Linked DNA regions of Mus musculus: all the other regions are linked to region 5. A link is a loop called in an ENCODE intact Hi-C map of the cell type or tissue named here. Cell type or tissue: heart. All regions are shown on one strand.

What was found. Peaks named below come from ENCODE experiments on the same cell type or tissue, not always from the same donor. Only the 100,000 strongest peaks of a DNase experiment are listed, where the experiment ranks them.
Region 1: it touches region 5 in a loop (6-fold over the local background); 23 of 42 quality-filtered maps call a loop at or near these places.
Region 2: it touches region 5 in a loop (11-fold over the local background); 6 of 42 quality-filtered maps call a loop at or near these places.
Region 3: a loop joins it to region 5, with 4 times the contacts of the local background. A loop is called at or near these places in 26 of 42 quality-filtered maps.
Region 4: it touches region 5 in a loop (5-fold over the local background); 6 of 42 quality-filtered maps call a loop at or near these places.
Region 6: a loop joins it to region 5, with 4 times the contacts of the local background. A loop is called at or near these places in 16 of 42 quality-filtered maps.

What each region holds. Positions count from the first base shown.
Region 1 is chr5:144,882,107-144,887,106 of GRCm38, reverse strand. Smurf1 (SMAD specific E3 ubiquitin protein ligase 1) reads left to right here. Exons shown (of 18, transcript NM_001038627.1): 12 at 631-745; 13 at 2,346-2,524; 14 at 3,401-3,538; 15 at 4,480-4,600. Among named protein-coding and RNA genes, the nearest start is that of Mir7039, 12 kb to the left of the region's middle. In heart, a CTCF peak has its summit at 2,342; no DNase peak of the experiment used is centred here; H3K27ac peaks cover 293 bases.
Region 2 is chr5:144,792,588-144,797,587 of GRCm38, reverse strand. It overlaps Trrap (transformation/transcription domain-associated protein), which reads right to left. Exons shown (of 71, transcript NM_001081362.2): 18 at 4,384-4,575; 19 at 3,513-3,678; 20 at 2,731-2,987; 21 at 427-627. Among named protein-coding and RNA genes, the nearest start is that of Gm23995, 21 kb to the right of the region's middle. In heart, a CTCF peak has its summit at 2,694 (motif pointing left); no DNase peak of the experiment used is centred here.
Region 3 is chr5:144,873,493-144,878,492 of GRCm38, reverse strand. It overlaps Smurf1 (SMAD specific E3 ubiquitin protein ligase 1), which reads left to right. Exons shown (of 18, transcript NM_001038627.1): 18 at 1-1,998. Among named protein-coding and RNA genes, the nearest start is that of Mir7039, 21 kb to the left of the region's middle. In heart, a CTCF peak has its summit at 2,343 (motif pointing right); a DNase peak (open chromatin) is centred at 2,462; H3K27ac peaks cover 405 bases.
Region 4 is chr5:144,834,098-144,839,097 of GRCm38, reverse strand. Trrap (transformation/transcription domain-associated protein) reads right to left here. Exons shown (of 71, transcript NM_001081362.2): 55 at 4,829-4,941; 56 at 2,975-3,110; 57 at 1,775-1,966. Among named protein-coding and RNA genes, the nearest start is that of Mir7039, 60 kb to the left of the region's middle. In heart, a CTCF peak has its summit at 2,783 (motif pointing left); no DNase peak of the experiment used is centred here.
Region 5 is chr5:144,986,791-144,991,790 of GRCm38, reverse strand. It overlaps Kpna7 (karyopherin alpha 7 (importin alpha 8)), which reads left to right. Exons shown (of 12, transcript NM_001347531.1): 10 at 1,959-2,105. Among named protein-coding and RNA genes, the nearest start is that of Kpna7, 19 kb to the left of the region's middle. In heart, a CTCF peak has its summit at 2,802 (motif pointing right); no DNase peak of the experiment used is centred here; H3K27ac peaks cover 347 bases.
Region 6 is chr5:144,864,893-144,869,892 of GRCm38, reverse strand. No RefSeq gene overlaps it. Among named protein-coding and RNA genes, the nearest start is that of Mir7039, 29 kb to the left of the region's middle. In heart, a CTCF peak has its summit at 2,779 (motif pointing left); no DNase peak of the experiment used is centred here.

The sequences.
Region 1 (5,000 bases), 100 kb after region 5:
CGTACACACATATGAAAAGATATAGAAGATGGGAATGCTCTGTGCTTATGGTCTAAAGTAAGAATTCAACAGGAAATTAGAAGGGCATAGTTGTTCATAAATTCTCTGTTTTCCTAGAGCTTGAGATGTTCATCTACCAAACTCTTATTATAGAATGCTTAGAAACTCCAACTGGCAGTGATGGTGCACGCCTTTAATTCCAGCACTTGGAAGGCAGAGGAAGGCAGATCTCTGAGTTCAAGACCAGCCTAGTCTACAGAGGGAATTCCAGTACACATACACACTCAGGACTGCACAGAGAAGCCCTATCTTGAAAATGATAGATAGATAGATAGATAGATAGATAGATAGATAGATAGATAGATAGATAGATAGGCAAGCAAGCAAGCTGGAACTGGAGAGGTGGTAGGCAGTTAGAGCACGTCCTGCTCTCTCAAAGGACCTGACCTTGGTTCCCAGCATCCACAAGGCAGTTCACAACCGCCTCTAAGTTCAGCTCCAGGGCATCTGAAACCCTCTTCTGGCGTGCTTGAGCACTGCATGCTTGTGGCATACATTCACACAAGCCTTAAAGACAGTCTGAAAGGGATATTGTTAGCACATGTGAGAGCTGTGTTGTTATTGTTCCAGGGAGTGGCTGTATTTGTTGTGCCATGAAATGTTGAACCCGTACTATGGACTCTTCCAGTATTCCACGGACAATATTTACACACTGCAGATCAACCCAGATTCTTCTATCAACCCTGTGAGTATTGCAGTGAGGCGCTGAGAAACCCAGCTGCAGTTTCCCCGGTTACTGGGGACTCGGGTGCTGGGGAGAACTCAGGGCAAGGGCAGGGAGGATCCAGGCAGGTTTGGATCAGGAACCTGCTGTCCACAGTGGAGGGCTGTGGATCTGGGCTGCTCTGTGCCTGAGTACTTTACCCTTTGAGGGGACTCTGGTATGGTAGTAGATCATGGTTTTTTGAATGTCATCTTTAGAGCTAGGTTACCAAGTCCAGACTCTGATCAAAGTTGGCAAAGTTCCATCTTTAGCTCTCTTGGGCCACAGATGTGAGCATTCCACATGAGGTAGGATTAAGGGACACGTCTAAGGGAAGCCTAAATCCGTGAAGGACAGTGTTACAAGGCCACAGAGCTGAAATGAGGGACTATCTCTGCTAGAGAATTCAATACAAATAAGCCTGTGGTTGGGAAAATGGCTCGGCCACACAAGCATAAAGACTTGGTCAGACTGCAGAACTCACATAGAAAGGCAGACGTGGCTGGGCATGGTGGCACAGGCTTTAATTCCAGCTCTTGGGAGGCAGAGAATCAGGCAGATCTCTGTGAGTTTTAAGAGGCCAGCCGTAGTGAGATCAAGAATAGTCCGGGCTATGTAGAAAGATCCTGCCTTTCTTTCTTTTTTTTTTTTTTAAGTATGTGAGTACACTGTCATATCTTCAGACACACCAGAAGAGGGCATCAGATCCCATTACAGATGGTTGTGAGCCACCATGTGGTTGCCGGAAATTGAACTCTGGACCTCTGGAAGAACAGTCAGTGCTCTCCAGCTCCCAAAAGACCCTGTCTTAAAACACCAAACAACAAGAAAACCCCAGACACCATGTGTGGTAGTGTGGGGAGGTGGAACTGGGTGATTCCTGGAGCTCACTGGCTGTCCAGCCTAACCTGTAAGATCCAGCTTTAGTGAGAGATCCTGGCTCAAAAAAATGGGCAGCACCTGAGGGAATGAAGGCAACCTTCACATACACCACACATGCACGCGCATACACATAAACACACACGCACACACACACACACACATACACATACACACATACACACACACACACACACACACACACACACACACACACAGTGGGAATAAACCTTTATTTACCCAGCCTGGAAACTAAATCCTGACACATTTTCAGAAACACATGAGCTGTCCACACTGTCCGCACCAGAGCCCTCCAGTTAAGGAAGGAGAAGAGCTCCCTTCTTCCCTGAGGCCTCCACAGTTTTATGTTGTACCAGGCCCTTGCAAGTTAACTAAGAGTTCGCAGGAAGAGATAGTGGGCACACACATACACAGTGTTAGGCCAGGGTGTGAGGGTGCACAGCTGTCATCCCAGTCTGAAGGCGGAGACAGAAGGATTGAGGAAGTCCCAATCCCACTCGAGTTAGGAGTAAGTGAAGCTGGGACTCAAGGACAGCCTTATCCTGTCTGGCCACGGGTGGGTGACGGGCAGCTGAGTGTATGTCCTGTTAGGTCTAGATACGCGGGAAGCCCATGGGAAGTGGGTGTCCATGCCTACTGTTCATCTTCCTAATGGCTTGCGGTTCTCTGGCACCCCCTATAGGACCATCTGTCATACTTCCACTTTGTGGGTCGCATCATGGGTCTGGCTGTGTTCCACGGACACTACATAAATGGGGGTTTCACAGTTCCGTTCTACAAGCAGCTCCTGGGGAAGCCAATCCAGCTGTCGGACCTGGAGTCCGTGGACCCAGAACTGCATAAGAGCTTGGTGTGGATTCTGTAAGTGTCACCATCCTGCCCCACAGCCCGGAGCTGCTGTTGTGTGTGCACATTCTTTGGGGGAATAGGTGTGGAACTAAAGAGAGTAACAGAATTAACTATAGCATCATCAAACATTGGGTTGCAATTACAAATGAACAAAGCAGATGGAATCATTTACTTGACTTGTGTTCTTTTCATAAGCTAGTTTGGCTTGCTATTAGGTTTGCTGACAAGCTTTTCTTGGTATGTGTTGGGGGACAGGGTTGAGGGAGAGCATACATGGCGTGTACCCCATTGTTTCTCAGGTGGTCTGCAGAAGGCAAGGGAAAGTTTCAAAACAAAATTCCTGTTTAGTTACCTTTGTTTTAGAGTTAACCAAATGCTTTGCAGGAACAGGGTGAACCTGTGCACCTGTGGAAGACCCAGGCCCTGACGTGTCGGGGATGCTGCTGTGTGGAGTTTGGCTTGGGGCAGGGGGTCCTCCTTGGCCTCGATTGCTCCACTGTACAGGGCCGTGGGGAGCAGGGGCTTTCCTGTGGGGAAATGCTTGTCAAGAAGTAGGGCAGATAAGGAGGCAGCCTGACAATGCCAGTGCTTTTTGTGGGAATGGCTGCCTTTGAAAGGCTACCTTGAGAGGAGAGAAGCCTCATTGTCCTGGCTCGTGTCCTTTTGACTCAGCTGCCTCTTCCCAGGCCTCCTCCCAGATGCAGTTCCCTGAGCAATTAGGTTTCATGTCCCCTGGTGTCACAGGATGGCTGAGTGATACCCCCATGAGTGGTAATCATTAAGTCAGGGACAGAACTTAGCTAGGCCTGCCAGCTGCCCAGCATGGTCCTCTCCAGCCCGTTAGGACTCCCTGGCATAGGCCTAACCAGCCTTCGCCTGTATCTACAGAGAGAATGACATCACGCCTGTGTTGGATCATACCTTCTGCGTGGAGCACAACGCTTTCGGGCGGATTCTCCAGCATGAACTGAAACCCAATGGCAGAAATGTGCCTGTCACTGAGGAGAACAAGAAGGAATACGTCCGGTAATATGCAGGGCTTTAGTGGTGACATGGAGCAAGCAGATGGTGCTGTCGGGGCACCTGGAGTAGAGACTCCATGTGACAGCCCTGCTCTCGATGCAGAGGTGGCTGCATGCTCACTACAGTGTCCCAATGCCACCTGAGGGACAGTTTTGCATACTGTGGGTGGTCATATGGCCACTCATGTCTCACAGACCCTTTTTGAAGTCTTGGCAGTTCCAGGAGGTCTCATCAAGGACTCCTGCTTTTTAGTGGAAAACCAGAATGGCAGAGCTAGTTTGCTTTTAACTTGCTATTAAGGCTGGGTGTAGCATGGTCGTGGTGCACCCTGTGAGTCCAGCACTTGGAAAGCTGACACAGGAGTTGTTCCAGGTCATTCTGGGCTACATACTGAACTAATTACAGCCTGGGCGTCCCAGACTTTCCCTGGATGGGGAAGAGGAGAAAAAAAAGTGACAGATAAAGCCAGGTGGGATGGCACAGACCTCTCTGAGAACAAGGTCAAGACCAGCCTGGGATACATGGAACCTTGTCTGAGAAAGATAATAGAAAGAGCTGTAGTGACAACTCGGTGGCTGAAGCTCAGGCTGATCCTCCAGAGGACCAGCACACACATGGTGGCCTTAACTGGCTAACTGTCTAACAACTCCAACACCCACTTCTGCACCAGGCACACTTGTGATGCAGATATGCAGGGAGAACATGCATATGCTTAAAATAATAGTAATTAAATTACAATAATAATAATTAAGGGTAAGAGCAGACCTGCAAACTAAAAGCTACTAGGGAGGGTGGGTGTGGGCTTGTGTCCCCTCAGCAGACTCTACATTAACTTCACATGTGCTGTCTGTCACTGCACTGTGATACTGTCACAGCCACTGTGGGAACAGGGTGCTCTCAAGGCCTCTTCTCAGTTACCTGAAACGCATGGCTTTTCCTTTCAGGCTGTATGTGAACTGGAGGTTTATGAGAGGAATCGAAGCCCAGTTCTTAGCACTTCAGAAGGGGTTTAACGAACTCATTCCCCAACACTTGCTGAAGCCCTTTGACCAGAAGGAACTAGAGGTGAGTGCCAGGTGTCCTAGGGACCTCAGAGAGTGAGGCCCCTGGCACCCCTCTGTGCAGTGAGCTTGGTGCAGGGGGAGACTGAGGGCACCTGGATAGCCTTGTCTCCTTGCCAGCAACTACTGACTGGCTCTGCAGGCACTGTCGCAGGTCTGTGCCTGGGGCTTGTGGGATCTCTAGCCCTTGCCTAGGACCAGGCCTCCCTCGCTGTTCTCCACTCTCCACTCTGGCTATTCACAGACTGAGAACATACAGTCATGGCCTCAGACAGTGGCTCATTCACCCCTCGCCAGCTCTGCCTGGTGCCAAGTGGCCTAAGCCTTCCAGATTGTTCTCACAGCCATCTGCCCACTGTGAGACGGAGGGCTTTGGAGTGGAGCCTCTCTGTGTGAGCTTTGAG
Region 2 (5,000 bases), 190 kb after region 5:
AAAGAGACGGAGACAGAGAGAAACACAGAGGTACAACACTAACTCATTTCCAAAGAGCCAGAAAGGAGACAACAGCAGAGTTAGAATAAAAACGTGAATAAAAAAGTGAGATGCTGGGAGCCCAGGGATGAGGAACAATTATAGATACACTTGAGTTCTCAATGGTCCTGGAAACAAGGCCCAGCAAGATGACAACAGACCAGGAGCTCAGGTGAGCTGGTCAACGGGGAAGAATTCTACTCTCAAGAGTCCTCAACTCCTGGATAACACCCTGCCACAGGCCTACAAGCATTACGCAAGCCACCTTCCCAACCAAGATTGTCCCGTGACTCCTGTCCTTCCCTCAGAGTTGGCTCACATATGTCTTTGATATTGAAATCAATTTCCTTAGAGCAAAACACGATCTCCCGGAAGCTCCAACTTTACCTTTTCCATCGGAAGCTGGAGAGAAGCTTTGCAATCAGAGAACTCCACGGTAATGCTGGGGCCTTGAACTTCAGTCACAACATAGTGCAGCTTCTGGGACTCCTTCAACATCTTCCTGTTGCTGCCGCCAAACTTCCCAAGCACACGGTAGGCCACGTGGGAGATGCTGTCTGCAGGGTTGCGAAGCGTGCGCCACAAAGCCTAAAAAAACCAACTGGCTTTCACCAAAGGCTAGCCAGGCAGCAAGTTCACACAGCTTCCGACCACAACTCCAATCTGTTAGATATAGGGACTCTTCCTCCTGCTTCTGTCCCGCAAACATGGCTCCCCCTTGGTTGTCCTCCCCCAGAGAAGGTCTGCCTTTACTAAGCAAACAAACAAACATATTTTGGAGCTCCTTTATATAAAAGATGGCACAGAAAAAAAAGCAAAGCATTAGGGCATCCATGGTGCTGCCCATAAACTTCAGTTCTAGGGGATACGTCACTCTCTGCCCTCTGTGGACACTTGCACTCAACATGAAACATGGCAAATATGTAATGTCATGTATTCTAAGTCTCCATTTATGGAAGGTAAGGGTGTGTGTGGTAGGGGGTCCCTGAGAGCCAGGCTAAAGAAAAACAGAAAATAGACACAAGGGCAGAGCAATGTCCTTGAACACAGACTTGACCACACCCCTCCTTGCTCAGTAAACCTTCCCCTAAGGACAGGGAGCCTCCATGTGGATGGTTTAGTCTCTGCCAAAATGCTTACATGAGACCTTGTTCCATCCCTAGTGTGCGCACACACACCCTTGGGCCGTCTTTAGAAGCCCTTAGAGATTTATCACAGCCTTATATAAGACAACCCTAGCCCAACGCCCAGTGCTCGTGTTCTGAAGCCTCAGTGTGCAGTCTCTGTGCACGTCAGCTCCTAAAGTTTGACTGCAGGGTTAGCTGAGCTCAGGGATGCCCTGCACGCCACGCCTGCGCCGCCTGCTGCACAGCACTGCACTCGCTGCCTGGGTCCCCTCACTTGAATTACCTACGTCTCAAAATCACTCTTGTCCTTGTTTTAATCACTTTCCTAACTTCCATGACAACACTCACTGTCGGAATCCAGCAATATTCAAGTAACATGAAGCCTTGGGACATTTCTCCACACCAACCAAGATCCCAGTTTCCCTCATGTTCTCCCAACACCCGCCTGCCCCTCAGGAAGGGTCTTCTGTCCCTCAGGAAGGGTCTTCTGTCCCTCAGGAAGGGTCTTCTGTCCCTCAGGAAGGGTCTTCTGTCCCTCAGGAAGGGTCTTCTGTCCCTCAGGAAGGGTCTTCTGTCCCTCAGGAAGGGTCTTCTGCCGGGTTACGGCAGCACTGAGGCTCAGCGTGGGTCAGGAGACACCAACACTGCCGCTTGTTTTGGGGGTCACTGGCCTCTAGAAACTAAAAAGGACCTTAACCTTTGTCTCCGAGGGTTATCGTTCTAAAGCAAACTGTGGCTCAACACCGCCTCAGCCCCAACAGCCACACTGCTTCCGCGGCCCCCGAGCGGCCCCCACACACTCAGCTCAAGACAAGCTCTGCTTTCAAGACCTGACAGTGCGGCTCTCAGAGCAGGCTCTGCAGTCCTCCCATGCTATATAGACTCCAGTCCATCTTCTTCCAGTGCACAGAGACCAAGAAATAACCCCAGGATGGACAGACAGGATCTGATAGTCCTGCCTCCAGACCAGGTGCTACTCCTGAAATCTACTTTGGAGTCACTGAGCATCCACCATGAAGTGCTGGTTGTGACCCTATGCTAGTGAGACAGAGGAGCACAAGTGCCGGCCCCCAGGGATTATCAATCCCATCACGGGCATAGCACAAAGCACAGTGAATAGTGTACGATTCCTCACTCCTGACTTCTAATAACAAACCCCTAAGACGTTAAGACAACCTTTGACTAACTGCCCCTTTCCTCTTGAGGGGAGCTGGGGCAGGCAAGGTGCCCATCTGCTTCCCTGAAGAGCTGCATCTTTTACTATAAAAGCAAAAAAATCTCTGTGGGTACAGAAAGGGTCTTTCTGCGAGTCTACACAACTCCGCACCATCTGCCTTCACACTGGCTTACAGAGACTCTGATGCTTGGGAAAGTTCCCTTAAACTGAGAAGCAACACTGCCACAAAGCTGCTCACCATGCACTAGCGCTAAACGTGTTTAGTACATCCCAGGCAAGCAAGCACGACTGAGTCTGCCTCTGACTGAGCACAGAGGATCCCTAGGACAAACTAGAGGCATGTGGAGCTGATGCCCCCTGCTGGTGCAGAGGTGAAAGCGGTCTTACCTGCATGAGCTCTGCACGCACAGGCTGAATGTGGTCATAGAGGAAATCCGGCTGCAGGTTGTCCACACACAACTCCAAGGTCCTCAGGCCTTGGCTGACCAATGTCTGAGACCCATTGAGGGCAGACACCAAGGGATCCATCAACATGGGCAGATAGGGCAGGAGAGAGCTCAGCCGGACTGGCACGGTGAGACACAGCTCTACAAAGAGGTCCTTCATGTGCTGCTTATGCAGGCCGCTCTGCAGCATGTTCAGTCCTGGGAAAGGGGTGGGGGCACTTTAGCTCCCTGATGCAGGCAACGTCAGCTGTGCCCACGGTTAGACCTATTGACTGCAGTCACGGTCCCTTCCACAGTGACAACAAAGGCTGGGGGAGTTCCTATAGGTTACCCTATGCTTGTGTAAGCAGCATGCACTTTTGGTGATGTGGAGGAAACCCGCCTGAGCACATCTAAGTAAGACCAGGAGAAGGACTGGACATGAGGCTAAGCAGGGGCAAGGGCCACCCAGTACACTGGGAAATTTACTTTGCACTCACACCATCTGTATGGAGGGAGCACTGCAGTAAACACAGACAAGACCTCTACATGGAAAGTCCAACATGGTTTGATGACAGAAACTAATACATTTATTTTCCTCTGGGAGTGGGGGTGGAGGGGGTAGTGGTGGATGGTGGGGGGAGGGCGGTCCCAGCACCCACCCCTTCCCATCAGCTTTGCCAGGCAGAAAGGATGAGCCCAGCAGTCAGACAGACAGATGGATGCACGAGCCACTGCTCTTACCTTGGAGGAGATTTGGAAGGAGAGGCAGAAACTCCTGATACAGGAGGTCATGGCTGCCACCTCCTATAGAGCGGAAGAGAGCACGGAGCAGAAGGAAGTAGTTGTAAGGCTCCTTGGCGGTTTGCGCCAACTCCATGGAGCTGTTCACGATCTTGTGCAGGTGAGGCTGGGCAGAGGGAAGGCAGTCAGGTCAGGGAGTGCCTGGGAGTCTAGGGCTCATACACCTCACCCCTGCACTCAAGCAGCATGAAGCTGATATTTCATCAAAGCAAACTAAAGAACGTAGTGGCCAGAACGTAGAGAGGTCTCTGCCATATCTATGAAACATAACATATCTATGCAATATCTATGAAAGACGTTCTTAGTATGTTCCCAGGTTACTATGCAGTTACCTGAGGGTGGATTTTCTTTTCTTTTTTCTTTTAAAGATTTATTTATTTATTTATTATTATACTTAAGTACACTGTAGTGTAGTGTCTTCAGACACTCCAGAAGAGGGCGTCAGATCTCATTACAGGTGGTTGTGAGCCACCTTGTGGTTGCTGGGATTTAAATTCAGGACCTTCAGAAGAGCAGTCAGTGCTCTTACCCGCTGAGCCATCTCGCCAGCCGGAATTTTTTTTTTAGGTTTTTGATGAGATAGCAGCTCATGTAGCCCAGGCTGGCCTCAGATTTTCTAAGTAGCTGAGGCTCCCTTCATCTATAGCTTTCACCTCCCAAGAGGTAGGCTTACATGCCTGCATACGAGGCCTTAATTCTGAATTACATGTATCATACACATGTAAAATGGAGTCACTGTAATTTTCGATAAAAATAAATGAAGCAATAAAAGCCAGAGCCGCAGTGGCCCTCAGAGCAGCACGCGCGTTACCTTCAGCATCTGCTCATTCTCCGCTGCAAACAGCGACACTGAGCCGAAGACCAACTTGAAGAGCTTGAGGTACAAGTTGGAGAGCTCCACGTTGGAGCCCATTTCCGGCAGCCGCTCCAGGAGGTACTCCACCAGGATGGTGGCAAACAGAGCAGAGGTAGTGGGATTCGCCAAGAAGGAGTTGGCAACAATCTGTCAAAACAGGAAACGGCAAAATGGGTTGGAGATGTCCCTCCAGGATATAGCACTTGCCTAGCAAACGCAAGGCTATCGGCCTGGTCCTCAGCTTTGAGGGGAGGGGGAAGCTTTGAAGAAATACCCGGGACAAAAATTATCCTCTTCCCCAAAGCAGCTACAAAAGGCAAAGGAATGAGTTTCTCAAACAAAGCTCACTGGTCGCAGACATGCTGAGAAAACCACCACCCCGTGCATCAAATGAGCTGTGAGTGTGTGCCTCCTACCAGAGCACGGCACCCAACCTGCCGACCCAGCTCACCATCAAAACCTGACAGCCTGCATTTAACACTCAATCGCTTCTACTCTGGAAAGGAAGTGACCCGAGGCATCAGAAGGGTTGAAAACATTCTCAAACATTATTGCCCAATATCCCCTACATG
Region 3 (5,000 bases), 110 kb after region 5:
CACCACAGCCACTGGGCGGGACAGCAGGAGAGGCCGCTGACCTGGGCCCCTGATGCAGCTCCCCAGGGTCGGGGCTGTGCACAAAGCAGGTGTGATGGAGCGTGTGGCAGCAGGGTGGGGTGGGGCTTTACCTCCTACGTGGCCCTCGTCCCCAGTGGCAACGTGATGCTAACAGTTCTCCTCAGCTTGCTTGCTTCCTTGTCTTCTGAGGAGCAAGGCCAAAGCCAGCATCTCTAACACATCTCTAACCCCACGTCCAGGTTGCACAGGCTTCACAGCGCTGACTCTCACAGCAGAGCGGCAGCCATGCCTCCGTTTGTGGTTTTGTTGTTTTTGTTTGTGGTGGGGGCGAGAACAGGGTAATTCATTAGCAAGACATTTCATTGGTACCGGGTTCAGGTTGTCTGGGGAATAATGGGAGGTCCTGCGGGCCACCAGCTTTTGTGTTCTTTCTGTTGCTTACCCTCAGGCTGGGGATAGGGAAGTGTCTTCCCTTCTGTTCCTGCTGCTTCTGTCCAGTGTGGTCTGGAAGCAGGGCTGAGGTGATGGGGAGTGGATTCATAGGTCACATACGCCCCCAACCCAAGAGGTTTGTCCAGCATAGGAGTCAGCTGCGCTCTGGGTTGCCAGGTCTGGGGACAGAAAGGATGCCAGGTAGACCTCACCGCACAAGGACCGAACCCGCCCCACCTCCCAGGCCAGACTGGGGCCTTACTAGTCTCTCAATTCTGCCTTGCCCCAGTAGGGCTTCTGTACTTCATCTACCTTCATGCTTCCGAGGGTGTTCTAAAACCCAGCTCCCTCGTGACTCTCGGATTCAAAAGGCGCCAGGAAGCCTGTGCCCTAAGTCTCAGCCAGTCCACAGGAAGCATCCAGACCCCGCAGAGTGACACGCTTCCGGAGACTGGACACACTGCCTGTTGCCTTTGCACACTGGCCCAGTCTGCAGGGTCCTGTGCTCTGAGGATGCACTGCAGGAATGTCAAGTCACACTGTTTGTGCCACGGAAGTGATTGGGAGACAAGCCTTAGGAGTCCTGTGTCAGATGCCCTCTGAGGAAGATCCAGAGCTTAGGCCCTCAGGGGCTGACTGATTGGCGCACATACCACCCACTGAGGCTTCTACCAGCCGTTGTGCCTGCGTCGCCTGTGGGTCCCCTCATTGCCAGTTCTGAGTGTCACAACCTCCCAGGTCTGTTCATGTGCAGCACTGTCCTCTGTTGGTAGCGCTGCACTTCCTTGTCTGTCTACCATGGTTAGGCCCTTCTGACGCCCCTCAAAGAACACTGCGTGGCCAGCCCACGGCACAGCTCCTGGTTGCCCTGCTTGGGTCTGGGTGAAGCCCTTTCACGTAAGATCTCGATCGTCAGCCCTCCTGGTGGCCCCACATCACCCAGATGCTTCAGGAGCCTGGCTCCGCAGGCTCTCCTCACCAGCGGCCGGCACCCACACTCAGGGACGCAGCAGACACCACTCTACTCCGCAGTGCTTCAGAGAGGACGCGCCAGGCTGCAGCAGTGCTGTGGCAGCAGGTCGCAGTCTCATGCTTGGTTAGGAGGATCTGCCACAAGGTGGATTACTGACCCTGCACTGGCTTGGCCACATGGCCAGGTTCAGGTCAGGTGGGCGCTGGACTGACCTTCTGCAGAGAACACGCCCCACCCTACTGCAGCCTGTGGGCCACATGGCAGCCTTCTGACGGTGTGGATTTTTAAACTGTGTTTATAATGTATTCTAAGTTATTTTGTAAGGTCCTGTTTGAAGTGCTGCTGCTAGCCCTAGTTGCTCTCCCAGTTTTTATTGTCCATTTTCCTGTGACAGTTGTACACTAATGTTCTGTTTTATGTCAGAATCGAAAGTATTTAAAGAAACGCTAGTTCTATTTAATGCAGTTGTGGAACCAGCTGGAAACACGAAGCGTTGACTGTAGAGCAGGCTGGACCCGGAAGGTCAGGTTCATTTTGTTACATATGCAATAAACTCACAACTTTACATTTTCCTTTTTCCTTCCTCTCTTTCTTTCTTTTTTATTTTTCTTTGCGTACCTGTTACTTTCATGTGGAAACAAAATTCTAGTATATTTACTTTTGTAAGTCCTGCCTCCAAGTAAATAAAGACAAGCTAGAACTGTGGAAAAAAACAAATGAAGCCAGGCGTGGTGGTACACGCCTTTAATCCCAGCACTCGGGAAGTAGAGGCAGGTGGATTTCTGAGTTCGAGGCCAGCCTGGTCTACACAGAGAAACCCTGCCTCGAACCCTCCCTCCCAAAAAAACAAACAACAACAACAAAAACAAAAAAACCAAACGAAATACCAGTGCTAAGCAGACGCAGTACCGCCTCTGCCACTTGGTGGCAGCACTGAGCTGCTGAGCCAAGGCCTTTCCTGCGCTGCTGCACTGCAGGTTATCTTAGGCTGCCCACAGTACAAGTGTACACGCCTTTGTTGGAATCCGTATCACACTGTCGGGTCAGCGTGCCCGGTGATAACTTTATGTGGACCCTTCCTAGCGCAGAGGCTTCTCACACGGTGGGAAACTTGTCCCAAGTCAAAAGCTACACTTGCTGGGCAGTGGTGGTGCACACCTTTAATCCCAGCACTTGGGAGGCAGGCAGGCGGAGGCCAGCCTGGTCTACAAAGTGAGCTCCAGGACAGACAGGGGTACACAGAGAAACCCTGTCTCAAAAAACAACAACAACAAAAAAAAAACAACAAAAAAAGCCACACTTGCTCACCTATGATGCAATGCCACGCCTCTCAGAGCCCTCATACAGGAAGTGCTGTGTGGGTCATAGCTGCTTCAGAACACTAAGGTCCACTCTTTTCCTGAGGGGTCTTGGTCTCTTCCATCTCTGTGAGGAAACAGAGCAGACTGGCTTGAGCTCAGCAGACTTCCCTCACGGTTGTCCTAACAGGAGTTCAAGGTCAGATCCTAACAGAGTGGGCATCTGGTGGCAGCCCCGCCCCCACCATCACACCAGCAGGGGCAGGAGTCCTGAGGTCATCCTTGAAGGTCACCTCCTGGGACCACTGTCAGGGGGCCACAAAAGCCACAGTCTCAGGCCCTTGCTTCATCAGAGCATCTGACTAGCAGACTGCTGTCCCCCATCTGCCAGGGAGTGCTGAGGGCAGTGTCCCCAGCCAGAGCGGCCTTAGGCCTGCAGTTCACAGCTGGAGATGTCCCGTCCCTATCCCTAGAAAACCAGGTGAATGCAGTTGAGTCTCATCCCAAGCTTAGGGCAAACCTGGCTGCAGGCCACACGCGCAGGCTTTCTTGCCGCCCTGTGGCCTGATGCACAGACAGGATGGTGGGACAGGGACAGGTAGGAAGGACATCCTCCAGTCAGAATAGCTAGTTGTGTGCAGAATGTTACTCTCGCACAGGCTGGAGCAGCTCCCAACCACTGTGCCCCAGAGCCACCTCCCTCAGTCTTCCCCATTCGTGTGCTTCCTGGACAATCCCCACTTGGTGCCCATCCACACAACCCCACGACGTAGCCTGAGGCAGCACAGTGACCTCTGACAGGCTCCCTTCCCACTCCACCACTCTGTTCTACTTAATGGCCCCTGCTGCTGCTACAGGAAGGGACAGGTTGGGTGACCCGACCCCAATCTGCCACCTCTACCCACAATGTCTGGCCAGCTTGCTGCTGCACATCACGCTGGTCACGGGACTAAGTGTCAGGTGGTGACAGCACTGGGGACTCCCGCAGGCCCAGTTCCCTCAGAAAGCTGTGGAGGGTCTGTTGTAGAGGGAAACAGTGGCCACAGGTCATCCCAGCCTGAGGGAAGTGGAGGCAGGAGGGTCAGGAAGTCAGGGTTAGCCTTAGGATCATGTGGAATTTTGGGCTAGCCTGGGTTACATGACACTATCTCAGAAGAAAAGAAAACCAAGTGTTGGGCCACTGAGATGGCTGAGGGTAACCAGTGCTTTGTAGCACTGCCTGATGACCTGAGCTCAAACCTCAGCTCCCTCAGGAGAAGGAAAGAACAAAGCAGACACCTGGAATCCGTCCTCTGGCCTCTACACATTTACACATGCACGCACACACTGCAGTAGTGATGTTTAAAATGGCCCTGAGTCATTTACTACAGTGCCTAGTAAATATGTAGTAAGTGTTGACCATTTAAGGAATCAGAGACCAGGAGGCTGTTACAGGCTCCAGCTCTGAACAGGGAGACGGGCTCAGTGGAGAAACGTGTGAGCACAGCTGAGGAGCCCACGGTGGAAGGAGAGTACAAACTCTCACGGTTCCCTGACCGCTCCACACATGAGTGTGAACACCAAGATGCCAGGTGGTACACAGATTTACTCTCAGGAGGCAAGAGGCAGGCAGATGTCTGAGTCTGAGGCCAGCCTGGATTATATACGTGAATACTAGGTTACCCTGAGCTACATAGCGAGACAGTCTCAAAACAAAAATCAAAGCTACCTTAGGCTGCACAGCAAAAGCCTGTGTGAAAAGTCCAATAAGAAGGGAAGGTGGATGAGAGCTGAGCTAAGGGCAGACAGGAGCTGCCCTGATGATGCCCTCAGACACATCCAGTGTCATCTAGGAGCTCAGTCCCGACTCAGAACCCTTCGGAAGGTGTGACAGCTTCAGATACCATTCTAAAGGCTCTGGACCCAGGTTCCGGTCTCAAGGGTGGCGGCAAGTGTGGACAAGCGTATACGCAGAAGGAAGCGGCAGGACCCAGCAGTCAGCCGTGATGCCAGTCATGTTGAGTCCTGTGCCAACCACCCAGTTGAGCTGAGCCACACTGGATCGGCTGAAGCCTATCGAGCCTGGTGCTAGGCCCAGGGAGAAGACGTGGCTGGCCACGGACCTAACCAGGAGGAGCAGCTATGTGGGGAAGGGGCGCTCTGAAGACAGTAGTATGGTTGAGCTAAACACTTAGGCTAAAAGCAGTCAGAGCACCGTGCCTCTTGCCCATGATCCAGCCCTTGAGGCTTGTACAAGATAACCGAAGTCTAAGGGCAGCCTGGGCTACACAGTGAAG
Region 4 (5,000 bases), 150 kb after region 5:
GAGGGCTTGACCTGACCTTTGAGATGCGGTAAAGAAGATGCCCTCTGACTGTCACATGCATGTAAAGCTAAAGACACTGGATGTGGCAGTGTACCTCTTTGAGCGCTTGCAAGGAAGATGTATGAGTTGAAGGCCAAGCTGAGTTCTATGCCAGCCAAGGTCCCATAGTGAGACCCTGTCTCAGAAAACAAAGCAGCCCCGCCCGGGGCACACGCTTCTTGTCCCAGCACTCAGATCCCTGAGTCTGAGGAAAGCCTGCCTGGCCACAGAGTGACTTCCAGGACAGTCAGGCTATGCACAGAAAATCTGTCTTGAAAAAAACAAAACAAAAAACAAAACAAAACAACAAAAATCAACAACAGAAAGATTTCTTAGCGGTGTGGGTCCCCTACAACTGCCATGACAGGTGGTTGCGAGCCATTCTGTGTGTGCTGGGAATTGAATTCAGGACCTCTGGAGGTGCAGTCAGTGCTCTTAACCGCTGAGCCATCTCTGCAGCCCTAGTAATCATCTCTTTAAATGCGGTAAGACCCATCCACACCCAGATACCAACACACAGTTATATCACAGTAGTGAGACTGCTTGCTTTCCACTCACATTCCCAGACACTCAGACGTCAGGATACAGTGACACGCCGCATTATACACTCACTACATGTTTTCAATGTGCAACTGCACAATAATTCCTGTTTTTACAGCTGTCACTCATGTCTGGCACTTTATCAAATAACTCATAAAAGCAACCATTAACTGTTTCCAGGCAAAGACAGTTTCTCAGTAGTCACAAGAGGGGGCTGCTTATGAAGGTCCTGGCCTCAACTGTGTGTGTGTGTGTGTGTGTGTCTGTCTGTCTGTCTGTCCTACATGTACGGAATCAAAAGACATGAGAAAACCCATCAGTCACAGCAGCAGCGACCCTCTCCTACACTGCAAAGTCTGCTTGTAACTAAAAAATTGAGACTAAATTCAGACACATGAGTATAAAATGACACATACAGGTCATTTTAGGACACTTTCAAAAAAAAAACAAAAAACTGGTGGGCAGAGGCGCAGCTTCTCAAGTCCACATTTCTGAGAAGCTGCGCTGCTGTGCCCTGAACCCCTGCTCCCAGGACTCACTGGGATTTTAGTGACCTTAAAGCAACTGCAGGATTTTAAGAGATACTCAGGACTGGATCAGCAGCAGGGAGAACCCAGATTAAATACTAGTAGCTCTGTAAAAAACAAAAAGGACCCCCTCAACACACATTCTGTCCGATGTCCCACACAAGTCTTCCAGTCAAGAAGCCTGACACAGATGCTGTCTGTCATCTGCCCTTTAGCCCAAATGAGCCACCGCAGCTGGCTCACACTGTAGCCCACACTGTGCTGTATAAAACAGATTTTATACACATCACAGCAAACCCAACATACTGGTTTAGTGTCAACAGGACTCATTCAAATGCCAGAAACCCTGCTACTGATGCCCAAAGGTGGACATCAGGACACAAAGCACTTGAGTCTTTCAAGGCTGGATAGGACCCATCTCACACTGGTATGGTAAAATCAAAATCGCGTGTGAAATGTTTCAGACCCTGAAATACAAAATGCAAAGTCACCCAGTTTTTCTCTTAATGTTCTGACTTAAGAACACCGTCTACTTTCTGAGAATAAATTCCCAGAGAAAAGGATGCGACCAGGGTAGAGAGTCCCTTACCAGCTGGCTCATCCACGGACCTCAGCTGCAGCTCTAAGGACTCCAGGCTGAGCTCTGGGAGGGAAGGGGCAGTACCTACCTGCAGAAGAGGTGTATGCACATGGGACACCACGTGGGGCAGCCGCCTCCACTCACGGATAGCCAAGCTGCTGGCCATCTCCACCAGGCGCTCAATGAAGCTGAGCTGCTGTTCCTCGGGGTGGCAAATGGCCAGGTACCCTCGGTACATGTTAACCTTCCAAGCCATCTCCTTGGGGCAGCTGACCTCCACCTGCAGTGAGAGACGCCAGGCAGGGCGCTGAGGGCTCACTCTCCACTGTGGCCAATCACACAAAGCAGTACACAGAGATCCAGCCCCGATAGAAGAGCGGACTTTCAGTAGAGCAGCCAGGAGTTTACAATGCTCTCTGAGAGAAGAGAGACTGGAGCCCTGTCATGGCACCATACACACAGACCCCTCAGGATCAAGTAGGATCAAGTCATTTTAAACAACTCACTCACATGGAACATCATACTCATGCCTAGCACACGCACCAGGAGCCTGCCCCACCAGTGGCTTTTCAGAGAAGAGCAAACATAGTGGCCTGGGCTGCTCTGGGTCCATTCTTCAGTCTTAGTCCTGATGATTCTTCCAACAAAATTGACCAATTACATCAATTTAATTCTCCCAGATCTCTTCATGGATGTCTTTTGTGGTCAGAGCTAAGGTCTCTATACCTAGTACTCATTTCCAAGCAAAGCTGGTGACAAAGCTGGTGACAGAGGACAGGGATGGCTTAGGGCAGGGCTGCTCCATCTTCCTGATGCTGAGACTGACCCTTTCATACAGTTCCTCATGTGTGCTGACCCCCAACCATAAAGCTATTTCCCTTGCCACTTCATAACTGTAATTTTGCTACTGTTAGGAATCCTAATGCAAATATCTGTACTACCCAATGGTCTTAAGTGATCCTTTGGTGGAAGGGTTGTCTGACCCCCAAGAGGGTCACAACTCATAAGTTGAGAACCACTGGCTTAGTGGGTCAGGAACACTCGTTGCTCTTGCAGAGAACCCAAGTTTTGTTTTAACATCTAATACAGACAGCTCTAGGAGATCTAATGCCCTCTTCTGGCTTCCGCAGGTACTACACTACTTATACATAACAGATGTGTACATGTACACACACACACACACACACACACACACACACACACACAGCTGAATGCTCATCTACTACCAAACTTACTCAAATACAGGAAAGATCTCAGATCCCAGTGACAACACGGTAGGGGATCTCACCTGCACCAGTGCCTCCTTCATGGCGGTCCAGTTGGACACCCTCCACGCACACTCCAGGACAAGGTAAGGATTTATGTGTCCCTTAGACTGGCCAAACTCAGTCAGGGCTTCCCACTGGTTCAGCTCCTTGGAGCACCTAGGAGTCCAGGGTTAGGAGCAAAGCTCAATCAGGACAACACTGACAGACTGAGAGAGGCAAAGAAGGGTTCTAAGACAGCATCACTACAGAAAGAGAGAGTGCTGGAGGGCTGACTGCTGTGGGACAACAGTACCTCCTCCAGGAAGCCTGCCTGCCCGCCTGCCTGCCTGCCCGCCCGCCCTGGGACCGCAGCACAGCAGAGATCTAGGTCCTGAGGGGAGGCAGGAGTGATTCATTTCATCGACAGCATATTTAATTACATGAGACATTTAATATTTTCTCAGATTTTGTAGCAACCAACCCTTTGAAAAATACTCAGGAGAAATCCAGACATGCTCTCTTGGTTCTTTAATTCATTCATAATAAATTAAACCCCTGACTGGGTCTCACTATACAGACCACACCGGTCTCAAACTCAAGATCTGCCTGCCTCTGTCTCTAGCGTGCTGGGATTAAAGGTAAGTGCCACCACGCCCAAACACTTCCATGAACTTCTACACCAGGGGCTATGAGTCACACAACTGAATCTGATGGTGGCTAGCAAATAAATCGTTCTAGATACACAGCAAGAACACATGCTTCTGCCAGTACTTGCCATGCCCAGTTACATACTTTACACTAGCCTCATCGTGCCCACTATCAGGATCCTTATGCCCCTATGCCACGAGCTGCCCGTGAATGTTGCCAGAGACACCTCAGTTCAGAATCCAGACAGATGACTGTGTGTGATGACTGCAGTACTTTATTGCACGTAGTTTTCTGACTTAAGAGAAAATAGCCTAATAATGAAAAACAAAGACCTTAGTGTTCTCTTGCTATTATTCCTCAGCACATTCATATCAAACCAGTTATCTCTCTCTGAACTGGGTTGTGTTAGAATGCTTCCTTTTAAAAACTGGTATTTGGCCAGATGATGTTGGCACACAGAGGCAAATGGACCTCTGTGAGTTCGAGGCCAACCTGGTCTACAGAGCCATTTCTAGGATAGCCAAGGCTACACAAAGAAACCCTGTCTTGAAAAACCAAACCAAGGGCTGGCGAGATGGCTCAGCGGGTAAGAGTACTGACTGCTCTTCTGAAGGTCCTGTGTTTGGAACCACATGGTGGCTCACAACCACCCTTAATGAGATCTGATACCCTCTTTTGGTGTGTCTGAAGTCAGGTACAGTGTACTTATGTATAATAGTAAGTAAATCTTTGGGCCAGAGCGGGGCCGACCGGAGCAAGTAGGGTCAAGTGGAACAAGCAGAGGTTCTAAAAATTTCAATTCCCAACAACCACATGAAGGCTCACCACCATCTGTACAGCTACAGTGTACTCACATACATAAATGAATAATCTAAACAAACAAACAACCCAAACCAAACAAACAAAAACCACACAAACCCATCAAACTGCTGGTAAGATGTCTATATGGTAAAGATGCTTGCCACTAAGCCTGAGACACATGCAAACGAACAGACGTTATTTGAATTTTATTTTTATTTATTTATTTATTTATTTTGGTTTTTTTCCGAGATAGAGTTTCTCTGTATAGTCCTGGCTGTCCTGGAACTCACTCTGTAGACCAGGCTGGCCTCGAACTCAGAAATTGCCTGCCTCTGCCTCCCGAGTGCTGGGATTAAAGGCGTGTGCCACCACTGCTCAGCTGTTATTTGAATATTTTTAAAAATGTATTAAAAAGTCCCAGCAAGCTCTGGTGGGACTTGGCTCACCTAATCCAGTGGTCCTCCCAGAGCTGGTACTCAGGGAAAATGGCCGGGGAGGCATTACTGCGCTCATGCTCTTTCTTCGCCTTGTCCATTGCCTTTTCGTAGGATTCTTGGGCCTGAAAAGGTTAACGATAGCATCAGACTACTGAGAAACAGCGTTTGCCTTGCATTCTCT
Region 5 (5,000 bases):
TGTGAGTGACACGGGGGACTCTGTAGGCATTTCCTGTGAAGGAAGCCAGATGGAGGAGACACTACTGAGAGAGGGTAGTGGCTGCTGTCACACCTGTGGTGCTCAGGGAAGGGAGGGAACATTCTCTAAGCGTGAGAAGTGAGCATGTGGATGACTCTCGCGTCGCGGACACTTGGGGAGAAACATCGTAGGCAAAGGAATAACCAGGAGAGACGCAAGTAGCATAGCAAGGGCAAGAAGATGGAAGATGGAGGGAGAGGGAGAGGACTGAGGTCTGGGGCAGACGAGCAGAGAAAGCCCTCAGAAGCTTCACAACAGAACAAACGAGCCGAGGGGTTGTTTGTTTCATTTGTGTGGCTATGTGTCTGTATGTGGATATGTGCATATGAGTACAGGTGCCAACAGAGGCCAGAGCCACCAGAGTCCCCTGGACTGGAGTGGCAGGTGGTTCTGAGCCCCTGATGTGTGTGGGAATCCACCTCACATAGGATCACCTCTGTAGGAGGCGTTTTTGCTCTTAAACATCTCTCCAGACACATTTTTGGTTTTGATGCTTTTCCTTTTGAGATTTGACACAGGCTCTCCCTACATAACTTACACTGAACACACGGTCTCCCTGTATGACTTACATAGGACACATGGTAACACTTGAGCTTCCTGAGACCTCTGACATGCTGAGATTAGAGTCACACCCCGCCACGCCCACTTCTGCATCAGATTTATTTTAAAAGATCGGTTTACTTTTATTTTATCCGAATGGATATTTTGCCTGCGTGTATGTCTGTACACCACGTGAATGCAGGGCCACGGGGACCAGAAGAGGTCATGGAATCCTCTGGAACTGGAATTAGAGATAGCTGTGGGCTACCTTGTGGGAGCTGGGAACTGAACCTGTGTCCTTTGGGAAATGCCCTTAGCCACAGACCCATTTCTCCAGCCTCCCTATATCAATTGTTTAAGATCCAGTAAACCACCAGGGGTTAAAGTCATAGAAGAAAGACAGGCCTGGATTGGAAAGAACTATAAATCGTTCCTGAGTGGCACTGTGCCTGGACAGGATAATGTCATTCCCCAAGGACGGTCAGGACAAAGGTGAAGAGAGAAATGCTATGCGCTGATACCATGGATTCCTTTAATGACTGCGTTGAGTGGACTTGCCAAGCCCACACCTGGGGAGGTGGAGGTGGAGGTAGGAGGACTAGGGATTGAGGTTACTGTGCTCAGCTACATAGCCAAGTTCAAGGATGGCCTGGACTGCGTAAGACCCTGTCTCAGCAGTTCCTAGAGTCCTGTAATGCTCATCTAGGCTTTGATGTTTATTAAATGCTTTCTTACTTTGAATTCTTTGGTGCTTTGGACAAATGCCTTTTTGGATTTATTACATTAGTATCCTATGAATGTTGGATACATTTTTAGTAAAAAAGTGAATGACTGTGTGAACAAATAAACCCACCGGTGACTTCATGAATGTATTTGTGAGTGAATGAATTCCTGGGTGATTTTGTGAATGAGTGAATGAATTCCTGGGTGATTTTGTGAATGAATGAATTAGCAGATGCATTCCTGGGCAAATGGATTCCTGGGTGATTTTGTGAATGAGTGAGTGAATTCCTGGGTGATTGTTGTGAATGAAAGACTTTGTGGATGATTTTGTGAATGACTAAAGGCAGGGGTGGACTTTGTAAATAAATGCACTCAAGCACGATTGAGGAAATGAATTAATGACAGGAGAGGAGGGAGATCTTGGCCTTTTCAATGGGTCTGTGACCTTTCCTCCTGGATCAGGTCTGCCTCTAACTAAAACAGCCCCCTTAAGGCTGGCCAGCTGAAGTTCCACGTGCACGCGCGCACACACGCATGAGTACACACACACACACACACACACACACACACACACACACTGCCCAAGCACGCTCTGGGTCTCACTGTCTCTTTGCTGGCTTCTCGCCCATCCTCAGCATATAGACAATCTACAAGAGAAGAAAAGGCTGTATTTTCAGATAGAAAAATTTGGTGGCTTTGAAAAAATTGAGTGTTTACAGCACCACCACAACATTTCCATCAGCAATAGCGCCCTGGACATCATCGAGAAATACTTCTGTGAGGTGAGTAAGGAGACCCTTGTGTTGTGGGGCTGGCTCTTGGTGGCCGTGCTTCCACCATTATCCTGTGAACCCGGCTGGTCCCCGTTCTACAGGTGGCCTTTGAGTATCAGGAAGCTTGTCTGGGAGCTGGGGCATGGCTCAGATGATCCAGTGCTTGCTATGCAAGTGTGAGGACCTAAATTTGAGCCCATGTGAGAAACCCAGGCTTGTTGATCCATGTTTAGAATCCCAGTCCTGGGTGAGCACGGATGTTTGACCCAGTGCTTAGTCAGTCTAGCTAAACAGATCCCAATCCAGGGAGAGATGCAATGCAAAATTAAACACACCGCAGAGGCGTCGTCGGCAAGATGGATGATGGGTGGTGTCTTAGTTAAGGTTTCTATTGCTTCAATGAAACACAATGACCAAAAGCAAGTTGGGGAGGAAAGGGTTAATTAGGCTTAAGCTTCCACATCACTGTTTGCTACTGAAGGAAGTCAGCACAGGAATTCAACCATGGTAGGAGCCTGGAGGCAGGAGCTGACAGGATTCCCTTCAGGCCTCTCTTAGGCAATTTCTTTCTTTCTCTCTCTCTCTCTCCCTCTCTCTCTCTCTCTCTCTCTCTCTCTCTCTCTTTCTTTCTTTTATTTTCTATTGCTTACTAGCTTGCTTGCTCACTTGCTTGCTTGTGAGTGCTCTGTCTGCATGTACACCTGCAGGCCAGAAGAGGGCATCAGATCCCTTTATGTATAGATGGTCATGAGTCACCATGTGGTTTCTGGGAATTGACTCGGGACCTGTGGAAAATCAGTCAGTGCTCTTAGCTGCTGCACCCCCTCACCAGCCCTGGAGACATTTTCTTAATTAAAGTTCCCTCCTCTCAAATGATACGAGACTATCCTCAACGTCTGTGTAAAGGCGCTCCATGTCAGGCTTGAGGACTGGCATCCCTGGGACCCATGTACGTGATAGGAGAATCATGACTCCTGCCGATTGTCCCTAACCTCATGCACAGGGTACACACACACACACACACACACACACACACACACACACACACTGTTTAAGCAACACAAATAGCTCCTATGGAATGACAACTGAGGTTGGCCTTAGCCTTCCTAGGGCACACAAAGCCAGTCTACACCCATGGGAGCTTATCTCTTGGTTTCTGGTTTTAAACTGTCTTTCCCTTGCCTCCCCCGCCCCCCCTCGAGCCCCACCCAGGGGAATAGGAGTGGAAGGGACAAAGGACAATACTCTGAAAGAGATTTTTCTAAGAATGCAAACAATGCCGTCTGGCCCAGCTTTTGGGGGAAACCATTTCAACACTACATTTTGTCTCTTTCTAGAACACATAAGTTTGGGAATGAGTTACTCCATAAAATGTCTGAGTTGTCTGTGGCCTGGGGAAGTAGAGATCAGATAGAGGTTTCTGTAAAGGTCTATCCAGTGGTAGGATATAAATAACATAAAGTTTACCAGGTGACCACTTCGCAGGGGGAGATGACGCAGGCCTGTAACCCCAGCACTCAGGAAGTAAAAGCTGGGAAGGTCGGGAGTTCAAGGCCATCCTCAAGTGCATAGGGAATTCAAGGCAGTGGAGACTTTGAAGACATCCTTAGTTGGTGACATGTTTGCCAGACAAGTATGAGGGCCAAGGCTTGTAATCTGACATCCATGTAAAACTCTGGGCAAGGCACAGGCACCTGGAATCCCACTGTTTGGAAGACAGAGACGGGGGGCTTGATGGCCATCCAGTCTATCCAAACTGGAGGGCTCCAGATTTAGTGAGAGACATCCACCCCCAAAAGACGAAGGTGGAGTGTGATTGAGGAAGACACCAGAAGTCAACCTCTGGCCCCTGTACACACGGGTGCACGTGACCCTGTGCGCATGGTAGTTACACATTCTGCACATGCGCACATGGCTCGTTTGATTCCTCTTCCTCGAGAACCTGATTCTGCGCATGCGCACAGGTCTTGTTTGATTCCTCTTCCTTGAGGACCTGAGACAGTGCAAGTGCATAGCAGCAGATAGTAGAGAACTGAGGCTGGGCGGAGTGGGAGCTAGGCGTTAGTGTGAGCGAGGACAGAGTTTCAGTTAGGGAAGAGGGAGAGGGAGAGCGGTGATGGGTGGGTGGGGGGGGGGGGTCACAGCACACGTGTTCTCAATGGCAGCCAAGTCTGCTTAAAAATCCACAAGATGGAACTGGTAAAACGGCTCGGGGTGTAAAGGTGCTAAGGTGCTTACTGCCTCACCTGAGGGGCTGAGTTCAATTCCCAGGACCTAATTAGTGCAAGAGAGCCAACTGCCACAAGTTGACCTCTAACCCCTCCACACATGCTGTGGAATGTGTACATGTGTGCATTCTCTCTCTCTCTTTCTCTCTCTCTCTCTCTCTTTCTCTCTCTCTCTCTCTCTCTCTCTCTCTCTCACTCACTCACTCTCTCTCTCACTCACTCACTCTCTCTCTCTCTCCCTCTCTCTCCCCCTCCCCCTCCCAAAAATATTTTTAATTATTAGACTGAAAGTAGACATATTAGTGAGGTCCACCACTGTAATCCTAGCATGTGGGAGGTAGAAGCAGGCACAGTAGAAATTTTAGACCAGCCTAGGCTACATGGGAGTCTCTCAAAAAAAAAATCAGGCATGATGGTGCACGCCTTTATTCCCAGCACTCAGGAGGCAGAGGCAGGTAGATCTCTGTGAGTTTGAGGCCAGCCTGGTCTACAAAGGGAGTTCTAGGGCAGCCAGGGCTACACAGAGAAACCGTGTCTCAAAAAAAAAAAAAATTCAAGGGGGTCAGACATGGTGGTGTTCATCTGTAATCCCAAACTGAGGAAAGCTGGAAGTCAGAGGCTAGTCTGGACTGCACAATACAAACCTTGGCTCAAAAGAGGAAGTAGACAGACATCA
Region 6 (5,000 bases), 120 kb after region 5:
TGCTGCTAGGGCTCATGCCTAGAGTTAGATCTTGTGACCCACTTGGCAGAGATAACCTTTGACTCCCACAGTTATCATCGGATCACACATGCCAAGGCAAGAGCACTCTTCCCACCCCCAAATAAATGTACAATTAAAGGAAAAACAGTAAGGAATTGGCTCATTTTACAAGGCTTTGTCCCAGTCCTCCCTGGCCAGGTCCGGTCCCGGTTTCCTGCTGTGAAAGAAGAAAAGCAAAGGAAACTAGATCTACCGCCAGTGTGGTTCAGGCCTGCCTGCAGCACACAGCTCAGCTGTGGTAAACAAGTTAGCATGGCTCGGTAACAACTAGAGAAGAGCTCTGCCTGTGAATACTGGGTGGGGGCGCGGGGTGGGGGGTGTGGATACACACAAGACTCTGTGGAGAGGCTGGGGCAATAGGGAAAATTCAATATTTAAAAGCCGTTGCATGGCTAGGGAGCTGGCTCAGTAAGTAAGAGCAGTTGGTGTGAAAGCATGAAGACCTGAGTTCAAATCCCCAGCACTCACGTGAAAGTCAGGAACCCATAACCCAGTGTTCTGCGAGGTGAAGACGGATTATTGGGGGTCTTGCTGGCTGTCAGCCTAGTTCCAAGTTGTAGGAGATCTTGTCTCAAGCCAATCAAAGAATGACAGAGCAGGACATCTGACACCTTCCATGGCCTCTGCTTACAAGCACATAAGCAAATAAAATGGTTCATACCAAAGAGTGCGTGCAGGCCAGGGAAGATCTGTGGCTGCAGACAAAGGGAGAAGCAGCTGCTTTTCTAGGTCCCATTTTCCTGCAGAGAAAAGACACACAGACAGGAAAACAAGGCCATTCCTAGAATGAAAATGTGACATTATCCATTCAGTAATGGCTGTACTTCCAATAGGTCACATGGTTCGCAGCAATAGATGTATTTTTAAAGATTTCCTTTTATTAGACGTGCGTCCGCATGGGTATGCGCGTGTGAACATTGGTGCTCACGGAGGCCTGTGGGGTCAGACCTCCCGGAGCGAGAGTTACAAATGGTCACTGAGGTGGTTGCTAGTCCCCTCTGACCACAGTCAATGCTCTTAACCACTGAGCTATCTCTCCAGCCCAACACGCCTATAATTTTATGCCACATGAAAACAAATAATCTTTACATATCCGTAAGGTGCAGCTGGAGCGATGGCTGGGTGGCGAAGATTACTTCAATCTTCTCTAGAGAGCCCAAGTTCAGATCCCGGCACTCACTACGGTGGCTCATAACCACCTGTAACTCCAGGTCCAGAGAGATACTTTGTCTCCATGGATACACGCACACCATGCACAGACAAGTGATTAAAAGTAAAAGATAAATCTAAACCTAAAAGGTGTTTAAGATGCTCAAAGGTGTGTGTGTGTGTGTGTGTGTGTGTGTGTGTGTGTGTGTGTGTGTGTCTATACACACTACGCACACAAGGAGTAAAAAAAACTCAAGGAAATCAGAAAAATTCCTGGTATCATCAGATGGAAATCATACAAGAGAACCACATGGATATTCTAGAAAACATTTATCTGGAAAACATGGCTGCTGGGAACTGAGCAACTGACTCACAGGCTTAACTGCAGACTCAAACCTGCAGAAAATAGAACCAGTGGGCTTCAAGGCAGTTTTATCTGAAATTCTTAAGGGAGGGGCAAAAAAAGAAAGAAGGACAGAATGAATTAAGGAAGGAGCATTCAAGGGAAGGGCTGGACGGGGCACCCTCAGTGGACTAATCCACACATGGGGAGCCCCAGAAGATCAAGGCCCTCACTACCCTGTTTGAGAGTCATGATCAACAACTGATGGAAGATTAACCCAGAGAGCCCCACCCCAAGTCACACCATCTGACTGCCGAGGGACATAGTCAAAGCAGAAATCCAGGGTCTGGAGAGATGGCTTTGCAGTTAAGAGGACCCTGTAACTCCAGTTGCAGAGGATCTGACATCTAGCGTGTTCTGCACACATGAAATGCACATACAGACAAGTAGGCATGAATACATAAATAAAGATAAAAATGTGTTATTGTTGCGTAAGTTTCCTCCAAGGTTAAAGCCTTCCATCCAGCAGGGAAGCTCCTTTAACCAGGAAGGTAAACAATTCCAAATAGCCTCAGGAAGTCCCTAAAACTGAGCAGATTCATCAGGCCCCTCCCTGCGGAGTAAACAATAGAAGCTCAGAGTCCCTTCCAGATGCAGTGAAGCTGAGGGGCAAGGGAGACTCGCAGACAATCCAAGCTGCAAAGGAGACTCTTGAGATCAAGCCAGCAAGTTCCCACTAACAGGCCAAGGTGGATTTAAAGTGCAAAAGGACCACCAACAAAGTGAAGGGGAAATTAAGACATTTCAAGATTAAAATTCAATGATGAAAACAAAACAGATAAAAACCAGGGACTTCATGGCCACTGGTACTACTCCCCCCCCTCCCCCTTCCACGAACGTCAGCTTGAGATAGCACACTAGCAGGAGAAGCAGAAACACAGCTCTCCAGAGAAGGCAAGCGTGTGCCCAAACAAAAGCCTGCATGATTTTATGAATGCTTTAGCAATGGGCCACATTTTTCTGCATGACCTGAAAGGTAAATGTATAAAAAAAATAAAACACCCAGTAAGTCTATACTATGAGCAAACAACGCACAAAGATGGAATTTTTAAAAGGCGGTGGGTCGGTATTTGTCTTTATGCATCGGTGTGGCAGTCCAGTGTGGCAGTCCGTGGGACCCTGATGCTTTGGCCTTAGAGTTAGAGCTGGTTGTGTGCCCCCTGCTGTTGGTGCCTGGAACTCTGGGCTTTCACTAGGGCAGCAGGAGCTCATAACCACGGAACCATCTCTCCAGCCCCTCAAAGCTGCAACTCGACATTCTCTAAATGAGACAGGGGGCAGAGCTGTTTGTACCGTGTGAAGTTCTTGTATGGGATTAAACTTGGCAGAGATTCAAAGCAGACTGTTCTAATTTTAGGACATTAAGAGACAACAAATTTATAGTAAGTGTTCATAAAACTTGTATCAATAGAAATGAGGAAGAATTCAAAAATGTGACACTATAACTCGCAATCACTGAAGCACACTGGGAAGGCAGCAATGAAAGAGACAAGACAGGAAGAGTCAGTGAGACAAGATGACAAGCCACAAGCAGGAGCCTTCCTGTCCCTAATTACATTAGACTTTAGGACAGGCAACAAAAGGACTATTTACTCGATAAACAAGTGAGTGGGCAGGGTGGGCTACGCCAAGACTACCAAGAAGCAAAGGACACAATATAACATCAGATCGGTTAACCAGGAGATACTATTACTAACCGGCAGAGGCAAACCTGGGGGGTGCCCACAGCTGGAAACTTAACACCTGTTCTCAGCAGACACAGAAAGGAGCAAGGTGAGAGCCAAGAAGACCGGCACACTGCACAGGCTTATCAGCCTGTGATATACACAGAGCAGCAGTACAGCGTGTGTGTGTGTGTGTGTGTGTGTGTGTGTGTGTGTGTGTGTGTGTGTACGCCTTTTTTGAAGCACTGGAAACTGAACTCAGGGCTTCATGCACACCAAGCGAGAGCTTTACCACTGAGGCACAACCCTAGCCCACAATACACTTTTTCCCCAAGAGCACCTGAAATACCACTTGGGGTCAACTGGATGGTAGGCTACAAAGCAAGTCTGAATTCTTACAAGGCTCAAGGCATGGGCTGGTGAGGTAAACTCGCACTTCCAGCTAAATCGGACAGCTTGAGTTCCACTCTGTGGTGGGAGGAAAGAACCACTTCTTGAATGTTGTCCTCTGACCTCCAGATGTGCTGCACGCCCCCCTCCCGGGCACGCTCAAGTCCTATCATGTTTCCCAATGGTAAGTGGGAAAATCCCCTAGAAACTACAGAGGAGATACTGAAGGAGTCTCAAGAGCATTAAAATGACACATGGTCTGACTAACGGCTCAAATGTGAGAAGACAGAACATTTAGTGAATAGGTCTTATTCGACGCGTTCTCACGCCCGGCCAGGAAAGACGCAACAAACCAAAATCTTCTGCGGCAAAACTTTATTGCTTACATCTTTGGGAACCAGGAGGGCAAGCGCCCAGCGCCCAGCCCCAAAAACGAAAGCCCCTTCAATTACATCTTTAGGAGCCAGAGCTCCGGCGCGCGCGCTCTATTGTTTACATCTTTAGGCAGCGAGCGAGCGCAGGGCGCGCAGAGCCAGAGAGATGCCAGCGAGAGAGAATGGCGGAAACCCCGTCCCCTTTTTTAGGAGCGTTATATTTCGCCTAGGACGCATCACTCCCTGATTGGCTGCAGCCCATGGCCGAGCTGACGTTTACGGGAAAGGTAGAGTACAAGTAGTCGTAATACCCTTGGCACATGCGCAGATTATTTGTTTACCACTTAGAACACAGGATGTCAGCGCCATCTTGTGACGGCGAATGTGGGGGCGGCTCCCAACATCTCCCCCTTTCCTTTTAATAAGAGCAAATAGGCCACCCAACTAATGAGAGTGGAGATAGAGGTCAAATCCCCAGTGTGTAGGTAAAGGAGCCATGTACAGGATTAGCTCTTAGGCTCACAGGCTTTTACCCAGAGCAACCCTGACCTGCTCCCGTGTCGTTTTGCCTGGGGGAAGGGAACTAGGACACTGAACCTTCATGAAAGATGACATGTCTCCCTAGAATAGGCTCATATATGCCGCAGAGCCTTTCCATTGCAGTGCTTAGCCGTGCAACTCTCTCGGGCTGCTGAAGCACACTCACTCTATCCCGTGCAATGAGACTAGCCTCATGGGATATAAGAGCTGAGTGGCCAGCGACCTATTGCCTAAGCATAGATATATCAGGGGAAGCTCCATGTTCTAGTCCTGCAAGCGCCTGGGCAATAACCACCTTGTCTCTCCTAGTTTGGGCCTTAAGCTTACAGACCAATCAAAGAAGCAACACTAATCCACAGCAAAGTGTATCTCCAAATAATATTAATCCCACCCATTTTTTAAAGAAAGAAAATGCTGAGG